Regions from separate parts of the Homo sapiens genome. Here region 2 is linked to region 1. Evidence: chromatin contacts called from ENCODE Hi-C or POLR2A ChIA-PET data. All regions are on one chromosome and are shown on one strand. Each heading gives the region's core, a stretch centred on a gene start or an enhancer-like site at or near the end of the contact. The rest is flanking DNA. Distances are from core to core; before and after follow the strand shown. Region 1 overlaps LOC101927421 (a long non-coding RNA gene). Region 2 holds the start of LINC02240 (long intergenic non-protein coding RNA 2240).

The links. Hi-C counts contacts between places; a loop is a spot of excess contacts on that map. ChIA-PET counts read pairs that join two places held with the same protein, here RNA polymerase II (POLR2A). Pooled maps may share reads with other maps.
Region 2: a pooled map shows a loop between it and region 1 (4-fold over the local background). The contact joins the promoter of LINC02240 here to the enhancer-like site in region 1. A Hi-C loop is called at or near these places in 4 of 50 pooled maps. POLR2A ChIA-PET finds 5 or more read pairs at or near these places in 2 of 52 experiments (MCF 10A and SK-N-SH).

Annotation. Positions count from the first base shown.
Region 1 is chr5:125,196,783-125,200,335 of GRCh38, reverse strand. All of the region lies in intron 4 of LOC101927421 (a long non-coding RNA gene), which reads right to left. Among named protein-coding and RNA genes, the nearest start is that of LINC02240, 290 kb to the left of the region's middle. Within about 2 kb of position 1,620, at least 4 of the 41 ENCODE cell types and tissues checked have a DNase peak (open chromatin) inside an H3K27ac peak, as active enhancers do.
Region 2 is chr5:125,491,500-125,495,052 of GRCh38, reverse strand. LINC02240 (long intergenic non-protein coding RNA 2240) reads right to left here and starts at 1,792. Exons shown (of 4, transcript NR_109887.1): 1 at 1,718-1,792. All of the region lies in intron 8 of LOC124901056 (a long non-coding RNA gene), which reads left to right.

The DNA of each region.
Region 1 (3,553 bases), core at 371-2,870:
CCGTTCTTTATAGACGAGAAATCATATGTATATCAATGCATGAAGACTCATGCATATTCATTAGCCTGTACCCTGTGTGAATTTTCCATTTAGATGGAGAACTGTAAAAAAAAAAAAAAAAAAAAAAAAAAAGAAGGGGAGGTCTTCAATTCTATGTAAGTTTAGTTCCTTTTATAGCCAAATTTTTATGACAAGGAATAAATGGAGGGAGTAAGTGTTAAATATGTACAATAAAAATGCTTGCCAAATTTACTTCATTATTTTCTGAGATTGAAAAGCCCAATAGTTTTACAAATTTCCAAACAGCTTTCATATTTAAGTTTAAAAAAGAGGAAGATAAGTGAAAACTTTGTATAACCCTAGATTTTCACTTACTCTGTAAGGAAAGAAAACTGAAATTATGTGTGGGTTTTGTTACTTTTTAAATTACAGAGATAGCATATTTCCATCTAGAGGGAAATCTATCATTCTAGCACAAAAGTAATTTTTCACGTCAACTGTGCATAACATCAAATTATAGCAAAAACATAGCTGTATACTTCCTAATTGTGGGAATTTTCATACGGTTTATTTCCAGCCAAACATTTTTCCTCTTCTACTAAAAGAAAATCAAGCAGGCTAAATTGAATTTTTATACATTACAATTTCCTGAAATGTAGTTGTTAATGCCTTCTGATGTGCCTGAAGGCATGAATCTTAAACTACCTTTCTCCCCCCAACCAAAGAACTAGGGAAATGAAAAAGACCCTTTCTGCTACTGGTATTAAATTTCCATCGTATACATTAATCTGCTTTCAGAGTATTCTCCTTCAGTGTATTTTCCATTAAGGGCCTATAATAAAGTCCTTGGTATCTTATGTTTAAAGAGCAATTGATTATAGAGCTGTGTATCCCCAAACTATGCATATTTTCTACAAACCACAGAAAAGCAGGGAGGGGTAGCTGGGATGAAGTAGAGGGGGAGGAGAAGATGGAGGAGGGGTTAGCCACATGCTCACTTTTATTTAACAAATCTGTTAAGAGCTTGGAAATAGTTCTCATTTTATAACACCAAGGTTATACTAAGCAATTTATTTCCAGCTAGGTTTTTTAAATAGAGATTAAATAGAGATTGTACTTCTCATCAATTATTTAATAGGCTTTGAGGTTGTGTGTGTGTAAACGTGTGTGCTTAAGAAGTTTTGGGGATACAGGAGTAAATGAGAAAAAAAAAAGGACAATAGAGTTTATAATTGCTAAACATATGATCCAAAGCTGTGTTTGAAATACCTGCTTAACAAGATAGCAAATGACTTGTCTCTTTTAAAAGGTATTTCTTTCTTTCTTTCTTCATTCTTTAGAACCATTCATCTAGACTATCTTGGAATATTCTCAGCAAGAATCCACTGCCTACTGTATCTTCCCCTGACAATTACTGTTGCTCCTTACCCTTGAAGCTTTGAAAGCCTGTGTAACATTAGCCTATCTAGCCCAGTGAAAATGTCTTTACAGATTAGTGTAATGTTAATACTGCTGGCTCCCCGCTTTTGACCTGAAGTGGAATATATTGCACTGCTGGAGCAGATGGAATCAGTTTCACTGGGCTACAGAGATTGGTTGGCTGCCTGCCAAAAGTTCAGTGCTAGTGGCAGTGGAAGCTCCAGCTCAGAATAGCAGGCTTGAATCTATTCTCTGCTCTTGGAGAGAAAACAAAAGTGTCACATAAGTTTGTGTAGAATCAAAATACGTTGGTTAAGATTGTTCATCTGCAGATGTTGACCCAGCATTTGAAAAGTAATTGAATCTTTTGGTGTAAAATGGAGACATCTTTATTCACTTTTGCTGAAAGACATGAGACAAAAGCCAGAGCAAAGAATAAAAAAAGAAATTATCTGAACTCCATTTAACCTTCCAGTTGAATGCCTATCTCACCATAAGAATACAAATGTGTACTTGTAGAGTGTTTAAAGCCTGTCTCCTATTTTATGACTGCAAATAGATCTTAGTCTAAAATAATAGATCAAATTCATAAATGGGGGAAAAAAGATAAGCTTGTATAGCCGAAGTGAAATAATTATCCAAATAGTTCCAAACCAGAATCTAAAACTGGGGATGTGGGGCGGGGAGATCTATTTCCTAAGTTATCCATACTAGCTTTATTATTGACTGCATCATTCAGATAAATGTTCAAAATCCTTGCTGGATTTGTATGAACAGAAAAAGCATACAAATATTTGAAATCATATCTTCCAAAATAGATTTGCCTGTTGATAGCTGTCCTTTCACCTGGAACACTGGGAACACTGATTAAAACCATTAATAACAGCAGCTGAAAACTATGGTTGTCAGATTTAGCAAAATAAATAAATAAATTATGATGTGTGGGGGACTAGGGGGCTCCAATTTGAATTTCAGATAAACAACTCATGATATTTTAGTATAAGAATGTCTCAAATATTGCATGGAATATGGAGCATGCACAATTTGGAATATACTTATACTAAAATATTATTCATTTTTCATTTGAAAGTTGACTTAATTGGGAATCCTGCATTCTACCCGGCAACACTGAAAGATGTACTCTTTATTTTCTTACTTCCTGAATGTACTAAGACATCCTTTCCTTCACACACACACATGCACACACACACCCTAACTTTCAATTAACACAGAGGGGTTTTTTGTATTTATTCATCAGGTTATCTCTAAGTTTATTTTAATCATATTTTCCTCTCAAGTACTGCCTTTCCACAGCAGTAAAACATATGCTGTTTGCTGCCTAAGTAGATGGGTAATGTAAGCTGTGATGTGGAGAGAATTCTTCTCTTATCCGTTCTCTCTGAGGGTGTAGTTACAGAAACATATATATGTGCTTTTATCTGTGATAAGAGCTACCATCTGCTAGCTGCAATGTGCACAGCTTACCGTCTGAAGTGCTTATACATATTATGAAAACACACAGCTTTTGTGTATGTTGAGAATACATATAGACTCTGTTCTAATAAACCAGAATATTAGCTTTTGAATATGTCAGATCGATGCAAAATATAACCATAATTATGGACAAGAACGATTAGAGCTGGCACGTTGCCATGTGTGTATTTATGCCAGTAGCATCTTTGAGATCTTTTAATATTGCATTATTTGCAACCTCTTCCTATGAGATAGTTATTTTAGAAAAATGGACCCTTTTCAATGAGGAAAGGCTTTTGCTTCATTCAAGGAGCAAAGTTTCATGCCAGGGATACCAAATCCCTGGGATATGGGCTCCATATACGTGAGCAACGGGAGAGACTGAGACCGCGCGACAGAACATATAAATCTGAGTTACTTTGACCTTTAATCCAGGAGAGCACGAAGAGAAATGCACTAGGAAGGTTGGTTTGTAGCTGTCTGGAGACTGATAAGCTGTAATAAAGGTGCACTCAGTTGCAATTCATCTAAAGCTTCCATTGCTATCATCCTCCTTTTTCGATTTTTGTTACCTCGAGTACTTATCTAAATCCCTTTCAATGCCAGCTTGAATGCACTTTGTGTTCTCTCCAACTGTGACTAGGGCTGTCTGTGTGCGTCC
Region 2 (3,553 bases), core at 543-3,042, 290 kb before region 1:
CCCTTCTGAGTCTCTAATGTCTGTTACACCACTCTGCATGCCTTTGCATACCCATAGCTTAGTCCTCATTTATAAATGAGAACATGCAGTGTTTGGTTTTCCATTTCTGAGTTTCTTCACTTAGGATTCTATTTCATATGTATATAATCATATCAAACAGAAATTATTAAACATTTTCTCTTTTAAATTCTTATTCCTCTTTTTCATATTTGTACCTTTGCTAGAGCTTTTGTAAAAATGTTGAATTGTGTCAACTGGTATATTTAATTTTATCTGTCTTTTAATGGGGGTGCTTTCAAGTTTAACCATTAAGTATAATGTCTGTTATAGGTTTTTAATAGAGATCCTTTAACACTTCCTAATCATAGTTTGCAAATATTTTTAAAGATTAATCACTTTTATTTTAACCCCAAAATTCTGTATATATTAAAATTATCTCATGGTTCATATCATTTAATCACTTAATGAGGTGAGTTTTATTATTGGTGCTTGAATTCTTAGGACAAACCTTCACTGGTAAAGCCATATTATTTATTGTTATTTACTATGAGATAGATTTGTTTTCCTCATATTTTATTTGCATGCATTTTCATTAGTATAATGTATCTACATTTCCTTTTCTTGTATGTCCTGTTCAGTTTTGATTTTGTTAACAACTAAGTAATATCAACTTTGCATCAAAGTTTTACTAGTTTCAGAAAATAATTTGATTAGTACAGCAGAGAGATCTACTTACTTCATAATATCTCTCTCAATCTGTATTTTTTCTTTCTTTCTTGATAGGAGATCTCTGATGATATTCCAGCATATTTTCTGCTCACTCTTACCTAGGTGTGACCATGCCATTAGCTCCAGGAGGGCTGTTGTGCTCTTATGTGAAATGCTTCTCATGACGTTATGCATGGACAATATTGAAGCGTGATATAATGGCTTTGGGTCTAGTCAAAGAGATATAAACAGAAGGGCTACAAGAGATCTCTAGGAAGGTCTCTTAAAAGAGAAAGTGTGGACTTTAAGTCTTCTCCTTTCCTTCTGTGTGTGGCACATTGGATATGATTGTTAGAGCTCCGCCAGCCATATTGAGCCATAATATGATCTTGAAAATGGAAGCCCATATACTGAAGATGGTGGTGGAAAAAGATTAGAACCTGGCTGTCTGAAGACACTGTAAAGTTGGCCTGGCATGCCAGCCATGAAAAGTGTATGTGTATTTGTACGTAATGAACTTCTATCTTGTTTAAGCTGCTGTGTCTTTAAGGTTTTTAGGCATATACAGCTGAATCTAATGCTTATTAATACTGGTAGTGTTTGTATTCCTTTTATTTTAGTCACTGAAATAATGGATTTAAAGTAAGAATGATCTATTACTTAGTTTGTTAACAATTTTCTATAAATCCTTTGGCTTTCAATATGCAGTTTGTTTCCTTCTCAGGAAAAGGGGCTCAAGGTAAATACAGAGTTACTGCTCTTCAAACTCTCATGGAGAAGTAGATCTGCATGGCCCAAGGGGTGGACTGTGGTGCTCAAGGTTGTAAGCTACTCAGATAGAAATGATCTACTTAGAAAATAATCAGTAATAAACCCATAGAATTTCAAAGTATGAAGTAGAAATAGAATTATAAAGAGACCTGAGAAATTCAGAGCCACAGCAGTAGAACTAGAATATCATTTTCTGAAGTTGGCCTCCTGCGCACCAGCCACTTTGTGCTCATCCTACCTGATCAGCATGATGTTATCGATGAAATGGCTTCATGTGATGTTCTCCAGGGCATCCATTAGAGGAGTTTCATACTGGGCAGAAATAGTCTTGCCCTAATACCTTCCCCATGCTCAGGCATTAGCTGGGTGCAGTTCAGAATGAATGGCCTTGGCATGAATCCCATGAGGGATCAGAAGATGCAACAGCTGTAGGCTAGCAGTCAATTATCTCACCTCCTCCCCTGGCAGCAAGTTCTTTTGAAGGAAAATCTGGAAGGCATAACTTCCTGACTGTCACAGAGCCTAAATTCCCTTTTGTCTGATAGTAGCAGTGGAACATCTATACATAAGTAGTGTATTACACATGGTATATTACAAATGCTATATCTGATAGTATACACGATATTAAAACTGCTATTAACACCACAACTAATTATCTGGTTATTAGATTATTGATTATCTAGATTACTTAGTGAATTATTTGATCATTATGCATGCTCTTTTTCTTACTGTTTCTTCTTCAATTCTATTTTTTCTGTTTTTAGTTTACTGTGCTGTATTCAATCTCAGTTTCCTGGAATTTTATAAACACAGCACACTTCTTCATCAGTAAATGTTAGATTTTTTTTCCCATTTTCAAGGATGTAAAAATAAAAGTTGAACAAACATTCAAATAGCAGAGTTTTTACAATCAGGCATATTCAACCCGAATTTCATAAAATAAAAAAAAAAAGTTCTCAGCAAACAATTTGCAAGTATGAAAGATAATAATAAAGAGAAAAGAGGAGGAATCATTGTGATAATAAAACATCCATATCTCACATTGTCTTTTAGTGAAAGCACAAAAAGTATTCCTGCCCATATGTGCAGAAAATGCAGGAACTACAAAAGGTACACTTCTCATCTTGTTTTGCCTCTGCCAAGACCAATTCTGAAGGGAAATAAAACAGAAACTGAAAGATAACACCAAATCTTAAAATCTTCAGAGTCTTTTAGGGACACTAATATCTATTTGTGTTGATTATGTGTATAGTGGCAGGATGTTATAGAGTACGTGGGAGTAGAAGTCAGGAGATAGGAGGGGATTTGTCAGAGAGGCAAAGTTTTAAGCTCTGCTGTTGTCTCTTTCCCGCATTGCCTTGGAATAGTCTTGGCTAGCCTCATCTTCATATAAATCAGGCTCACCTCGCCTGTGTTAGAGGAATGTTAGCAGGCTAGCACAAACAAGCTATTGGGTAAAGAGCTAAGAGAACTGGTACAGATTCACAACCCTTCAGCTCTCTGCCAAAATTTCAAATCCTGTCTTTCATTTATTTTGAAGATATTATGTGTAGATTTTAAAATTATGTATCTGTTAATGCTTTAAGAGTCCTTTTGAGTGCATTTTCATTGTCTGTAATTCTTCTTAGTTTTCATTCAAGCTGAATTATTTCTATGAGTATAGTTATTTTTATTAAATACCAGACATTGTATATGAACAATTATTTTTAATTGATTTCTCAACAAAACAACCGGCAAATCAAACCTGGAAACATAGGAAAAAATAATATATCAGGACCGAGTGGAATGTATCCCATACATTGCCAAGTAGGTTCAATGTTTTAAAATAATCAATATATTTTACTATATCAACAGGCTAAAAAAAAACTATATAATCTCAACAGAGGCATAAAAAGCATTTGACAAAATTGAATATGTTAATGATATTTAAAAAATATTTTCTCAGTCAAATATGAATTGAAGAAAACTTCTTCAACTAAAAATACATTGATTTTAAAAACATGCAGCTAACATTATACTTAAGGGCAAAATACTGAATGCTTTCCCCTTAAGATTAGTACTAGGGCAAAAAAGG